Linked DNA regions of Homo sapiens: region 1 is linked to region 2. Evidence: read pairs that join two places in POLR2A ChIA-PET (ENCODE). Cell type or tissue: MCF 10A. All regions are shown on one strand.

Region 1 (8,000 bases), 160 kb before region 2:
TCTGTAATCTCAACACTTTGGGAGGCCGAGGAGAGCGGCTCACCTGAGGTCAGGAGTTTGAGACCAGCCTGGCCAACATGGTGAAACCTCGTCTCTACTACAATTACAAAAATTAGGCAGGCGTGGTAGGAGGCACCTGTAATCCCAGCTACTTGTGGGGCTGAGGCAGGAGAATCGCTTGAACCCAGGAGGTGGAGGTTGCAGTGAGCCAAAATTGCACCACTGCACTCCAGCCTGGGCAACAGAGTGAGACTGCTTCTCAAAAAAAAAAAAAAAAAATGCCCTTATTCTTAGGAGATGTATAGATGAAATTAGGGGTGAAGTGCTATGAAATCTGCAGTTAACTCTCAAATTGTACATGAGGAAAATTTATTAACTAAAATTTATTAACTAAAGGGCTTAGGGCCAAAAAACAGGCATTGTAGGAATCAAGTAAGTCAAAAGTGAGAAAGTTATTGTTCTATGAAACCGCAATATTTCAGAGGTGGAGAACACCTTTGGCCAAAGGTTCTAAAATGTACAGTGGGAGGTGAACTAATGCCGTAGGCAATAGTATTTTGCTTCCATGGTATATTTTTGCTGCAACTGGTAGGGTCGGGTGATGGCTGTTGATAGTCTTTTCCTCACTATTCCACTCTAAGCAAATACCTGAATGGTACCATTCCTATAAGAAGTAAACAGTCCCAGGAGAACTAATAAATCCAGACAGAATGTCCAGATTGAAACAACTCACTTAAGGGGATACCTGGTTCTACTCTGATTTCATCTTAAAGTCTGGGGGAAGAGGTATACACTTACCACACACTCAGGTCAGAGGGGTTAGTACTCTGCCTCCAGGATAATTAAAATCAGAAGGAAGGAACTCAAAGGGAGCCTATAGTCATCTTACTTGGGGATTTAGAAATGAAAGCCCTGAACTTAACCCTAATGACATCTTTATTTTCATTATTTTTGCTATGAGCTTGCTTTCAAGGACAAGGAAGGAGACAGTATCAGATCCTCTAGCCAGGATTAAGAAAAGAACCCCAAGAATGGGAAACAATGGCAACCAAGCAAAAGCAGAGGCAAACAGCTTAGGTCCTGGATCCCTGGGCCCCAGAATGAGGCCTGACACTTAGCAGTAATTAAGTCTATGGATTTCCCAATATACCACCCCACCCACCATGAGTGGGGAAAAAAAACAAGCACTCTTTTTTTCACTAGATACCTGTGCCAAAAACATACTTCACCCAAGATCTAATTATGCCTAATATGGTCAGGCCTGATTATCCGACATAAATAACACATCACAAGGAATGAATCAGTTAAGAATCTTGACCAGAGGCTGGGCGCAGTGGCTCACGCCCATAATTCCAGCACTTTAGGGGGCTGAGGTGGGCGGTCACTTGAGGTCAGGAGTTTGAGACCAGCCTGGCCAACATGGTGAAACCCTGTCTCTACCAAAAGTACAAAAATTAGCCAGGCGTGGTGGTACACACCTGTAGTCCCAGCTATTTGGGAGGCTGAGGCCCTAGAATCACTGGAACCCAAGAGGCAAAGGTTGCAGTGAGCTGAGAACGCTCCACTGCACTCCAGCCTGGGTGATGTAGTGAGACTCTGTTTCAAATAAAAGAAGAAATCTTGACCAGTACTTCTTTTCACATTTCTGGGACAAGCACTATTATGCTGCCTTCAATTCTATACCTAACATGTTTTACAGATTAAAAAATCATTAATCTAAAACAATTCCAACAGGAAAGTCAAATAGCTGATATCAATGTCAACCCACTGAAGAAGAAACTGATGTGAAGAATAGCTAGATGGCTTTTTAAAGACAATTACCAATAAAATTGTGGTCACAGTATTTGTTCCTCAGCTTTCAAACTGAGGAGTCATTTATACTGCTTAAATAAAAATCAGCAAGAAGGACCAAAGTTTTACAAGTCTTATAATTTTTTTAAAAAGTCACTTTGATTGTCTTTAAAGTAGTTCTCCACTGGAACTTTTGTTTTAAGACAGTGGAGGCCGGGCGCAGTGACTCATGCCTGTAATCCTAGCACTTTGGGAGGCCAAGAAGGGTGGATCACCTGCGGTCAGGAGTTCGAGACCAGCCTGGCCAACATGGCAAAGCCCTGTCTCTACTAAAAATACAAAAATTAGCTGGGTGTGGTGGCGGGCACCTGTAATCCCAGCTACTCAGGAGGTTGAGGCAGAAGAATCACTTGAACCCAGGAAAAAAAAAAAAGACAGTGGAATCTTTTCAGTAATCAATCCCAAACAAGAATAAGAAAACAAACACACACATAATCCATCAGTAAAACTAGAAGACATGTGGAATCCCACACCTGAAAAGACAGAGTGGGGATAAAGCAATGGTCCATGATGTAGCAGAGTGGGGTAAGATCAAACCTAAGTGCCTGCAAAGGGGAATACACAAAAGAAGTTGAATCTATCTATAGAACCCCAGCAAGGTTCAAACATTAGAGGAAAAATTAGAAGGAAGGGAAAAAATTAAAGGAACTGAAGACTGTAGAAGGCAGAAGGTGGAGTGCTAAAAACAGGGAGATCATCTACAAGTCTGTGTAAGGAACAGACAGACCAAAAAGGCTCCCATCTCCATACTAAGTCGAAGAACTAACCCTAGGAGAGTTAAATTCCCCGGGACAAAAAAAAAAAGTGAAAGATTAGATCCACAGAGTAAAGTACTAATGTAAAAACTCGAGTTTAGTGAAAGTCCGCGTGTTGAGAGGTAAGATCTCCATCTTCTCTCACTCAGCTCCAGAATGCTTTTTCCAGGCAAATGAATGGCAGAACTTTCTTAGCACCAACTGATCCTCCCCAGAAAAAAAAAGATCTACAGACAATATTTACTTATTTATTTATTTGAGATGGAGTCTCGCTCTTGTTGTCCAAGCTAGAGCACAATGGTGCAATCTTGGCTCACTGCAACCTCCACCTCCCAGGCTCAAGCGATTCTCCTGCCTCAGCGCCCCCAAACCAGCTGGCCAGGCTGGTTTTGAACTCCTGACCTCAGGTGATCAACCTGCCTCAGCCTCCGAAAGTGCTGGGATTACAGGCGTGAGCCACCACACCCAGCCCTACAGACACTATTATTTGAAGTTGTTGATCAAGTGCCAGCTAACCACTTGACTACCCTGCAGAGAAGCTTACACACACAGAACTTCTGATCAGCTTTTCAGAGTTCTACTCTTAAATATGAATAATCAGGCCAGGCGCAGTGGATGGGTTATTGAGGCCTAGGTGGACAGATCACTTGAGGTCAGGAGTTCGAGATCAGGCTGACAACATGGCGAAACCCTGTCACTACTAAAAATGCAAAAATTAGCCAGGCAGGGTGGCACATGCCTGTTATCCCAGCTACTTGGGTGGCTGAGGCACAAGAATCGCTTGAACCCAGGAGGTGGAAATTGCAGTGAGCCGAGACTGTGCCACTGCACTCCAGCCTAGACGACAGAGCAAGACTCCAACTCAAAAAAAAAAAAAAAAAAAAGAATAATCAGTGAATGACACCAGACATCTAAAGAAGGCCTCTAACATGGAACAAAGTGACTAAAACTGACTAAATCAAAGTCAAAGAAAACAGAAAGTCAAAAAAGAACATGCGTAAAACAAAAGAACATTTCAAATAATTATAATTAAACTCTCAGAGAGGCTGGGCGTGGTGGCTCACACCTGTAATCCCAGCACTTTGGGATGCCGAGGTGGACGTTTTGCCTGAGGTCAGGAGTTCAAGACCAGTCTGGCCAACATGATGAAACCCGATATCTGCTAAAAATACAAAAATTAGCCAGGTGTGGTAGCGGGCACCTGTAATCCCAGCTACTCAGGAGGCTGAGGCAGGAGAATCGCTTGAACGCAGGAGGCAGGGGTTGCAGTGAGCCAAGATCGCACCACTGCACTCAAACCTGCACGACAGAGTGAGACTCTTGTCTCAAAAAAATAATAATAAACATTAAAAAAAAATAAAACTCTCAGAGGGGTAAGAGAAGATATTATACTCATTAAACAGGTTGCTATAAAACAAAAACAACAGAAAGAATTCTGGAGAATCACAAATACAACAGCTTTAAAAAAAAATTTAGTCAAATGGCTGGGCACAGTGGCTTACGCCTGTAATCCCAGCACTTCAGGAGGCCAAGGCGGGCGGATCACCTAAGTCAGGAGTTCGAAACCAGCCTGACCAACATGGAGGAACCCTGTCTCTTCTAAAAATACAAAATTAGCCGGGCATGGTGGCACATGCCTGTAATCCCAGCTACTCGGGAGGCTGAGGCAGGGGAATCGCTTGAACCCAGGAGGCGGAGGTTGCGGTGAGCCAAGATTGCGCCATTGCACTCCAGCCTGGGCAACAAGAGCAAAACTCCATCTCAAAAAAAAATTGAGTAGAAGAAAGTAAACAAGACAAAGAAATGGAAACGTGGAAAAGATAAGAAAAATTAGATGATCGGTCCAGGAGATCCAACATCCAACTAATTGCAATTCCAAGAAGAGAAAACAGTGGGAAGGAAATTACCAAATAAATCACATAAGAAAATTTCCTAGAACTGAAAGACTAAAGCTTTAAGATTAAAAGAATAAAAATAGGCTGGGCACAGTGGCACATGCCTGTAATCCCAACACTTTGGGAGCCAAAACAGAACAACTGCTTGAGGCCAGGAGTTCCAGGCCAGCCGGGGAAACACAGGAAGACCTTGTCTCTACGAAACATTTTAAAAATGAACTGGGCGTGGTGGCATGCATCTGCAGTCCTAGCTACTCAGAAGTTGTGGCAGGAGGATCGCTTGAGCCCAGGAGTTACAGGTTACAGTGAAGTATGATCACACCACCACACTCCAGCCTGGGAAACAGAGTGAGACCCTGTCTCTTAAAAATAAATAAATTAATTAATTTAATTAAATAGGCCGGGCGCAGTGGGCCATACCTGTAATCCAATCCCAGCACTTTGGGTGGCCGAGGCGGGTGGATCACTTGAGCCCAGGAGTTCAACACCAGCCTGGGCAACATGGTGAGTGCCCATCTCTACATTTTTTTTTATTAGCCAGGCCTGGTGGTGCGTGTCTGTGGTCCCAGCTACTCAGGAGACTGAGGTGGGAGGATAGCTTGAGCCCAGGAATTTGAGGTTGCACTGAGCTATAATTGTGTCACCGCACTCCTGTCTAGGTGACAGGGCGAGACCCTATCTCAAAAACTAACTAAATAAAAATAATAATCAAAGTCAAAGCAACACACATCACTATAAAAACTTAGATCAGAAATAAAGAGAAAATCTTAAATATTTCCACAGAAAAAATAGGCCATGTGTAAACGACTGGGAATCAGAATGCCAAAGCACTTCAACAGAAACTCTCAAGAATAGAAGAAAACTGAGCAAAATTCTAAGTGAAAATAATTTTCAACTCCAATAACATAAACAATCAAGTAAATAAAAATGTAAAGAAATTCTCAAATATGCAATATGGATATATTTTTATTATAAATGTATCTTTATATACCTTGTCTGAGGGAGCCACTAGTATAGTGTCACCAAAACAAGGACATAAACTAAGAAAAAGGGAAAAAATGAAGATATGGGATCCAGGAAACAAAAGATCCAACACTGAAGGAGCCAAGAGGATTCCAGGGTTGTGGTGAAGAAAGAGTCCAGTCATAACAGTTGTGACTAAAGAGCTACCACTCCAGATGGGAACAGGTGGATAGAAAGTTCCTAAGATATGCCTCTGGGAAATAAATGGAACTGATAGATTATCTTATAAGCCTGATCAAAGAACATTAGACTGAAAGGTGTTTTACAAAGTTGTTGGAAGACATCAGAGGACAATAGTAGATTCAAAGAAAGCAAAACAAAATGAGAGGATGAGGATAAAGGAGGGTGAAGTAAACAAGAAACAAATCCTTAACTCGCATAAAAGAAAGTTAATACTGCCAGGCTCGGTGGCTCACGCCTGTAATCCCAACACTTTGGGAGGTCAAGGCGGGCCGATCCCCCGAGGTCAGGAGTTCGACACCAGCATGCCAATATGGCGAAACCGCATCTCTACTAAAAATACAAAAATTAGCCGGGTGTGGTGGTGGGCGCCTGTAATCCCAGACACTCAGGAAGCTGAAGCAGAGGAATCGCTTTAACCTGGGAGGTGGAGGTTGCAGTGAGCTGAGATCACGCCACTGCACTCCAGCCTGGGCAACAGAGTGAGGCTCCGTCTAAAAAAAAAAATTGAAAACTGCTGAATTAAAAAGATAGCAGTTGGCTGGGCATGGTGGCTCATGCCTGTAATCCCAGCACTTTGGGAGGCCAAGGCGGGCAGATCACCTGAGTTCGAGACCAGCCTAACCAACATGGAGAAACCCCATCTCTACTAAAAATACAAAATTAGCCGGGCGTGGTGGCACATGCCTGTAATCCCAGCTACTAGGGAGGCTGAGGCAGGAGAATCACTTGAACCTGGGAGGCGGAGGTTGTGGTGAGCCGAGATCACTCCACTGCACTCCAGCCTGGGCAACAAGAGCAAAACTCTGTCACAATAAAAAAAAAAAAAAAAAAAAAAAAGATAGCAGTAGGCCAGGCGCAGTGGCTCGTGCCTGTAATCCCAGCAGTTTGGGAGGCCGAGGCAGATGGATCACCTGAGGTCAGGAGTTCGAGACCAGCCTGGCCAATATGGTGAAACCCCGTCTACACTAAAAATCCAAAAATTAGCCAGGCGTGGTGGTAGGCGCCTGTAATCCCAGCTATTAGGGAGGCTAGGGCAGGAGAATCACTTGAACCTGGGAGACAGAGGTTGCAGTGAGCTGAGATTGTACAACTGCACTCCAGCCTGGACAACAGAGTGAGAGTTCATCTCAAAAAAAAAGAGATGGCAGTACATGCTTATTACTTAGAAATAAGGAGATCAGAAACAGTGAAGAGTTACCTCAGCAAAGAATTGCAAGAGCTCTCTTTTCCACACTCACCAAGCAGAAATAAAAATAGGAATAACAGTAATGAAACATACCTCACATTCTAAAAAGTATTGCAACTGTGTTAGAAATACATTTTTTGCCGGGTGCGGTGGCTCATGCCTGTAATCCCTGCACTTTGGGATGCCGAGGCAGGTGGATCACTGAGGTCAGGAGATCAAGACCATCCTGGCCAATATGGTGAAACCCCGTTTCTATCAAAAATACAAAAAAGTAGCTGGGCGTGGCAGCATGCACCTGTAGTCCCAGCTACTCGGGAGGCTGAGGCAGGAGAATTACCTGAACCCGGGAGGTGGAGGTTGCAGTGAGCCGACATCGCACCACCGCACTCCAGCCTGGGCGACAGAGCGCGACTACGTCTCAAAAAAAAAAAAAAGAAAAGAAAATAAATACATTTTTTCTGTAAGAGACTGGGTCTTACTACATTGCTCAGGCTACCCTTGAACTCCTAAGTTCAAGCAATCCTCCTGACTCAGTCTCCCAAGTAGCTGGGACCACAGGTGTGCACCACTGTACCTGGCTTGAGATACATTTTTTTGACTGCAAATTTTAGGCCAAAATGTTACAACAATTAAAAATATGATATGATTGCTTCCCAGCCTTTTGGCTGAGATCAAGTGTAAAAATATGGTGTGTGAGGACTAAAAAGGGGGAGTGGAAATCACCTTTTTAAGCACCTTCATGGCAAATATTTTCCCAGTATTTGCTCCTGTTACTTTTCGTACTTGAAAAACCTGGATTAAAAAAAAGTGTGTGTTATTCAAAGGCAAACTATGTCAGGCATACTCCCTTAATTCCTAGTTATAAGAAACATATGCCACAGCAGTTTATATTATAAAAACTATGTGCAAAAATGATCAGCTAAAAGAACAGACCACATTAATGATCATGACTTTCCTGTTTGTTCTGCTGCCATCTGGTGGTAATGTTGGACAATGACCATCTAATAATAAACACTGTTACTTTATATTAATATATAAAATCCTACTTAGAACAAGCTATAAACAGTGTTCCCAGAGGCATAATACCACCTTAAAAATTATAAAATA
Region 2 (8,000 bases):
AAATCAACAAGATAGCTTGGTTATTTGCAACATATTGGACATCTGGATTTGCTTCATTTCAGAGTTCCATATATCTAGTCTCATGAGCTGTATTACATTATATTTTCCAAAGATTGGTAATGGAATAATTTTGCCTTGTCCAGGATAAAAGATGTAGTGCTTGGCCAGGCAGGAGTATGTCTGGGTGAGAGCAAACTATACTTAGATGAAAGGGTAAGATTTCTAGTAAGAGCAGATGTAGGTACTTGTCTGTGGAAAAAGATATTTTATCTTTTAAAAACTCTTTTTACATAAGTTTAAAAAGTTACATTTCCATGATTTACATTCTTTCATGAGTTTTAGTGATTAGAAAAGTTTTAGTGATTAGAAAAAAACCAAACTAATTCTATGTAATCAATTTTTACTCTAGCTTTAAGAATAACAATACACTACTAGTTCTTCTAATTAAGAGAAACTTAGAATTCAAAAAAAATTGTCCTAGAAGGGTAAAATTATACAAAACCACATCTATCTATCTATCTATCTATCTATCTATCTATCTATCTATCTATCTATCTATCTCCATCCTAATCTGGTAGTGAAGAGTTTTAAGTAGTTTTCTGATAATAATATAGTATCTATGTTAAGCCCAGAGAAAGAAATCCTTGTGCCACAAACACTAATTAGGGTCATAGTAAGAAAGGGGTGAATATATTCATACTTGAATTTGTGAAAAAATCATATTAGTAAAATGATAAATCAGTATGTACACTGCTGCTTAATATTAAGTAAAACATTTTCTGGATTTTGAACTTTTCAAGTTTTCTGGATTTATACTACAGCGGCTCATGATTTACTATAATTGTACCTTCTTCACACACTTTGTAGCATTTAAAGGACTGAAAAGGTTATACTCATGTCTATGTTTCATCAAGAAAAACAGTATACCATCCAAAAGACCAGAGACAGAATACTGTTGGGTTTACTTTAGGGTCCTGTCTTACAGAGATATCTTTTAAAAACGAAAGACCTAAAATGTTCATATTAATTATTAGCCTAATTCAGGCAAGTATACTTATCAACCGAGATGAAGACTACAACATCACATTAAGAGTGCAGAATGTGTGTTGTGTGTGTATGAGTATTTTTAAGGAAGGCAAGCAGACAAAACAGACAGACAGACATTCTTCCACTCTAGACGGCTCCCTCAGAACTGATAAAACATTCCTAAAGACTGGAGTTGTTTGGACAACATCTGTAATGTCAATTCATAGCCTAATCCATCATCTATACACAGAAGTCAAGTGAGATCCCAAAGGCAAAATTTCCAATTAGTTTTGTCTGGAAAGTTTAGGGCAAAGGTAATAAAATCAAGAATCCTGTGCTGATTCACTGGGAAAACATTTATTTGCCATACTTCTTCACTAAGGAACAAAAGCAGTCAGTGGTTAGTCTGGAATGTGATTCATTAGGAATATCTGGGTGATAAATAAACAAAAAAAGATGAAAAATGGTTGTTTGTATGACTTGCAAAACCTTTGTTTTCTTTCAGGGGACTTCAGAAACCCTTTTGCAAACACAGGAATTCTCTTCAGAATTTTTTTAATCATTGTTTTTCTCATTAGAGTCAGAAAACAAGGTTATGGTCTACAGCAAATAATTCTAGAAGGCTAGAGTGTAAAATATCGATTCCCAATGGGCACTGACAAGTTTAACCAGTGTTTATATTCTTTTTGTGAAGAAGGTCCCAAGTTATGCCTCTGGTCTCTACAAAATGCAGTACAGGCTGGGAACAGTGTCTCATGCTTGAAATCCTAACACTTTGAGAGGCCGAGGCAGCAGGATCACTTGAGCCCAGGAGTTCGAGACTAGCTCGGACAACACAGTGAGATTCCGTCTCTACTAAGAAAAAATATTAGCCCAGTGTGGTGGCATATGCCTGTAGTCCCAGCTACTTGGGAGGCTGAGATGGGAGGACCACTCGAGCCCAGGAGTTCAAGGTTGCAGTGAGCTATGATCATGCCACTGCACTCCAGCCTGAGCGACAGAGCAAGACCCTGTCTCAAAAAAAAAAAAAACCAAAAACCAAAACAAAAAACAAAGAAACAAACTGTCAAAAAGCAGTAACCGGGGCATGCATTAATGTGGATTTCAGTTTTCTAAATCTGTTGGTAAATTACTGTTGGTAACTTCTATCTCTTCCTTTGTTTAACAAAAAGCCTAATAATGCTTGTTACCTAGGTCACAGGGTAGAAATATGAGATTATACTATAAAAGTGCAAATATAAAATTGCTGGCCAAAACAAAAGAAATATGAACTCTATAGTATTAGTTCATGCTCCAAGTTATAAGGTACTGTCTTTGAAGCTATTTTTATTATATTGAATTAATCCATATTAAAAGGCATGTTTGGCCAGGTGTGGTGGCTCACGCCTGTAATCCCAGCAGTTTGGGAGGCTGAGGCGGGCAGATCACTTGAGGTCAGGAGTTCGAGACCAGCCTGGCCAACATTGTGAAACTCCTGTCTCTACTAAAAATACAAAAAATTAGCCGGGTGTGGTGGCGCATGCTTGTAGTCCCAACTATTCGGGAGGGTGAGGCAGGAGAATCGCTTGAACGTGGGAGATGGAGTTTGCCGTGAGCCAAGATCGCGCCATTGCACTCCAGCCTGGGAGACAGAGTGAGTCTCCGTCTAAAAAAAAAAGAAAAAGAAAAAGAAAAAGAAGGCATGTTTCACCTTTGTTCTCTAGACCCAAGCAACTTTTGATCATACAGTTGACTTAAGTATTCAAGAGAAATGAACTACATATTTATGAGAGCTGTTAAAAAAGGGCGGGGGGGGCTAGTATAAATTGTTTAAAATGTATGCTCAACAACAAATTTAAGCTAAACTAAATTTTCTTGGCTTTCATTTAAGCATACATTAATAAACTTAAGGGCAGGAAGTTACCCAGTCTGTGCATACCCCTTTTCCTTGGCAAAAACCCAGCCTGATGTCCTGAAGACCTTGGTTTCTTCTTTTGATGTGGTGATGCTCAGCAGAGTTAATATATGAGTCATTCCTTAGGGAAAGACAGGGAGAAGAGCTTTCATGCCTTCATCAAACAAAAGGCAAATAGATTTTTTTCTAAGAAGGGTCTGTTGGTCTTCCTGAAACAGCACTGAGTCACTGCATGCTTATAGCCATAGTTATAAGCATCTGGTATCAAGTCACACCACAGCCTTAACTTTTGGTAATTTCTTTTTTGTCTTAAAAGGAGGATAGACAAATGAGCAATAAAGCAATAGTCAGAAGTCAAGCTGAATTGATAGGGAAGAAGCTGGCTAACAATTTTTTAAAAAAAGAATGATTCCACTTTATGGTATTAACTACTACAATATTTCACTTACTGAAACTATTTCACTATTTTATTTCAACCCATATGAATGCAGTTTTCCAAATAATATTTACTTTTAGCAATAGCCAAGAGTCAAAAAGTATCAGAAATGTCTATACTAAGGAAAAAACAGCTTTTAAAAAGTGCAGAATACTATACAGTACTTCCTCCTTAGGGTGCCATATACAGAGGAGGTCATAAATATGAAAAAGCAATTAAGATGTCAGATTTTTTAAATGTATAATTTTTTTTGTTTTCTTTTTAGTCATCAATTGACCTGTACTTCAGGGTAAATGTACAATTTTTAACACATATTTTAATAATGAAATAATCCCAAACTTTAAAGCAGAAACAGGCTCTGAATCTTACACAGGGGCACGTATCTCACAATTTTCTTTGTATCTAATTTATAACAAAAAGTACTTTTTTTCTATAAAAATGGTCATATGAAACAAAATGGCTCACAGATATCATTCAAAGGATAACACCTTGATGTTACAGCTTCTAATAAAACCTGATCTATTCTACAATGTAACTGAATAGTTCCCAACTTTTCTACTTCCAAACTGCTTCTAGAAAGTAAAACTAACACTTTAAACATGAGAAAATCCAATGGTTAAAATATATGGCAAACAGAAAAATTGTAAAATATATTCAGCCTTCTACTTATAGCTAAATATTTGGGTATGTTTTTAAATTATAAAATGATTGTCGATCGTTTTTCTTCTCTTTACAGTTCTTTGTCTAGAAGCTGGGCTTAACTGAAAGGGATATGGGGCTTTGTGAAGTCTTTTGCCAGGAAACTGCTCCACCTAGTGTCAAAAATTGTACATACATCACATTATATAGGAGAGTAAATTGTAGCCCATGGACTCCTTTGCTATTAAGAACAGGCTTTATAAATCCTTAATGTTACATACAGTTTACAAATGGTTCTTTAATCATCTTTTTGTCTTGTAACTTGATGAATCATAATGTACATGCATATAAGGAGCATGTCCAGAATACATTTCTCATAATCAAGTACCAAAGTTCCTGTTTTTGTTAACCTGGTTAATTACAGAATTATGAATCATATTTCTATTAGTGGGAAATAATTACAAGGTGGCTAATGAAATAACCCCATCACTTCTCCTAATTGTGTACAACATCTAAACTTTTTTTTTTTTCTTGAGACAGGGTCTCATTCTGTCGCCCAGGCTAGAGTGCAGTGGCGCGATCATAACCTCCCTGGGCTCAAGTGATTTTCCAACCTTGGCCTCAACCTCCACCTGAGTAGCTGGGACTACAGGAGCATGCCACTACACCTGGCTAATTAAAAAATTTTTTTCGTAGAGACGGGGTCCCACTAGGTTGCCCAGGCTGGTATGGTCTTGAACTCCCGGCCTCAAGTGATCCTCCTGCCTTGGCCTCCCAAAGTGCTGGGAATACAGGTGCGAGCCACTGCACCTGGCCTAAGCTTTTTAGAAATAAATTTTATTGTGCATAATTGAGGCTTACAATATGTTGTTATAGTATACATACAGATAACAAAATGGTTATACTATAGTAAAGCAAATTAACATGTTTATCATCTTACATAGTTACTTTTTAAAAATAAGAACAGCTAAAAATCTACTTAACAAAAATCCCTAATCCATTGTAATTTTACAACAGTGGTACCTTAGATCTTTAGACCTGTTCATCCTACACATGACATCTAAACTTAATCCATAAGTTATTTATTCCTCAAAATGGTTGCAATCTTGTAAAATCTGGTATTTAAGAGGAATTGAACATACCAGTGGTTACATGAAACTGGAACCAAATCTTCCTGTCATCAGACAGCTCATTTAGAAGAAATTCTTCTGCTTTTCCCTTCAAAAAAGCTTTTTCTTTTTACTCTTAATTTTTTTTATACAACTCATATATGCACAACTATATTCTTTTCTAAAGCATCATGTGAAACCTGTTATTTCTTGATCAAGAAGAGAGAAATGATAGTACTTATTTGGCAAATGGGTGAACCAAATACACAGATGTCATACAAAAATCCTTAGAAGACAGCTAGCTCTCTCATTAAGGCTCCCAGGCTCACTATGTCTCTTCCGGTGTACTACTGTCATTCAATGAGTTGGAGCAGGGGTTAACAAACTACAAACTGCAGACCAAATCCAGCCTGCTACCTGTTTTTATGAATAAAGTTTTACCAGAAAACGGCCGCATTCACTCATTTATGTACTGTCTATAATTGCTTTCTCGTTACAGTGACAGATCTGAGTAGTTGCACAGAGACTGGATAGCCCACGATGTGTAAATAGCTACGGATCTGATCCTTTACAGAAAAAGTGAGGCCGGATACAGTGGCTCATGCCTGTAATCCCGGCACTTTAGGAGGCTGAGGCGAGAGGATCTCTTGAACCGAGGAGTTTGAGACCAGCCTGGGCAACATGGAGAGACCCCGTTTCTACCCCTAAAAAAAACCCAGCTGGTGTAGTGGTGCACACCTGTAGTCCCAGCTACCTGGGAGGCTGAGGTGGGAAGATCTCTTGAGCCCAGGAGGCTGAGGCTACAGCGGGCCATATTCATGCCACTGTACTCCAGCCTGGCAACAGAGAGAAACCCTGTCTCAAAAAAGAAACGAAGATAAAAGAAAATGAAAAAGAGAAGGTATGCTCTGTAGCCCTAGGTTAGACTTTTTTTTTTTTTTTTTTTTTTTTGAGACGGAGTTTTGCTCTTGTTGCCCAGGCTGGAGTGCAATGGCGCAATCTCGGCTCACTGCAACCTCTGCCTCCCCCGTTCAAACAATTATCTCACCTCAGCCTCCCAAGTAGCTGGGATTACAGGCGCCCCCCCCACCACGCCCAGCTAATTTTTGTATTTTTAGCAGAGACAGGGTTTCACCATGTTGGCCAGGCTGGTCTCAAACTCCTGACCTCAGGTGATCCACCCACCGCAGCCTCCCAAAGTGCTGGGATCACAGGCATGAGCCACCGAGCCCGGTCTAGACCATTATTAAGATAGAAATTTTGACTCACAAAAACTGGCTGCATAGAGATGAACCAAAGAGGTCAACAGCAGCTATGTTCTCTTTATGCAAACATTGACTTACTATTCTTACTCTGGATATAATTTCCGCTACATGAGAGAATAAATAAGCATTCCTGATCGCTCATGTACTGGATCTTCTAAAAGGTAACCTGAATGCTTGCTAAGACTAAAATAAATCTGTCAATGGATTTTGGGGAATTAATATGCAATAAAAGAGTGCTTAAAAGGTGCTACCTGGCCGATCACGAGGTCAGGAGATCAAGACCATCCTGGCTAACACGGTGAAACCCTGTCTCTACTGAAAATACAAAAAATTAGCCAGGCATGGTGGTGGGCGCCTGTAGTCCCAGCTACTCGGGAGGCTGAGGCAGGGGAATGGCGTGAACCCAGGAGGCGGGGTTTGCAGTGAGCTAAGATTGCACCACTGTACTCCAGCCTGGGTGACAGAGCTAGACTCTGTCTCCAAAAAAAAAAAAAAAAAAAAAAAGGTGCTATCTTGGAAAAATCTGCCAGCCCCAGAAGCTTCTTTGCACCTAATCTACATACAAACTCAAATAAGGTAAATGAATGAAATTTGTAACTTGCACTACTTGCTAGGCAAAATTTGTTCAAGGTAGATATCAAATGAATGAACAAAAATATGCCTGCATAAGAACTAAAAACAGAGGAAATGCAGTTTACAAATGCTATTAATTTCTAATTTATTTAATATTCTTTATTTCAAAGTACAATATACCTCACTATAAAGATAAACCAGAGACAAGCATATTAGCATATGTTGAATAAAATTATTTTAAAAATCACTCATTGTGGGCTGGGCGTGGTGGCTCATGCCTGTAATCCCAGCACTTTGGGAGGCCGAGGTGGGTGGATCACCTGAGGTCAGGAGGTCGAGGCCAGCCTGGCCAACATGGTGAAACCCCATTTCTACTAAAAATACAAAAATTAGCCGGGTGTGGTGGTGGACACCTATAATCTCAGCTACTTGGGAGTGTGAGGCAGGAGAATCACCTGAACCCAGGAGGCAGAGGTTGCAGTGAGCCGAGTTCGCACCACTGCACTACAGCCTGGGCAACAAGAGCAAAACTCTATCTCAAAAAAAAAAAAAAAATTATTCATTGTGCCTATTTTTTGTCTAAATTTAAGTAAATTGAATGCAAAGAGCATAATAAAATGTTTACACAGCAAGAAGTACATGCACTTATTTGCTGGAGAAATAAAACGATTTACTAATATTTAATATAAAACTGTTATGCAAATTAAGAAAAAGCTATATATAGATTAGGTCATTTTTCATCAACTGTCACAAATAAGACTCAGATGTTAGGAACAGACTGTTTTGCCAATAAAAGAAGTCGAATTATTTTATCTCTCATAGGCTTTGCAAAGATTCTATTTTACATTAATATATTCAACATATATTTGTTGAGCACCTATTGAGTACTAGGCTCTGTTCTAGACAGTTGGAATACAACAGTAAGTTAAGTAGAGATCATGTAAAACCTAGGATGATTTTACTTTCCTCCAGACTAGTTTGCTTCTAGTGGGTAGACGGGCTGGGCCACTCACAGTTCTAAGAAGATAATAAGATTATTTTAACTTGAGGCAGGGCAT

What was found. Peaks named below come from ENCODE experiments on the same cell type or tissue, not always from the same donor. Only the 100,000 strongest peaks of a DNase experiment are listed, where the experiment ranks them.
Region 1: POLR2A ChIA-PET joins it to region 2 with 10 read pairs; 5 of 35 experiments call an interaction of 5 or more read pairs at or near these places.

What each region holds. Positions count from the first base shown.
Region 1 is chr17:59,914,320-59,922,319 of GRCh38, reverse strand. It overlaps RPS6KB1 (ribosomal protein S6 kinase B1), which reads right to left. Exons shown (of 15, transcript NM_003161.4): 4 at 7,617-7,685. Among named protein-coding and RNA genes, the nearest start is that of RPS6KB1, 25 kb to the right of the region's middle. In MCF 10A, a CTCF peak has its summit at 7,872 (motif pointing left); a DNase peak (open chromatin) is centred at 7,869.
Region 2 is chr17:59,749,800-59,757,799 of GRCh38, reverse strand. All of the region lies in intron 5 of VMP1 (vacuole membrane protein 1), which reads right to left. Among named protein-coding and RNA genes, the nearest start is that of VMP1, 46 kb to the right of the region's middle. RefSeq lists enhancers at 2,705-3,547, 2,391-3,590. In MCF 10A, a CTCF peak has its summit at 4,162 (motif pointing left); DNase peaks (open chromatin) are centred at 1,269, 3,009 and 4,139.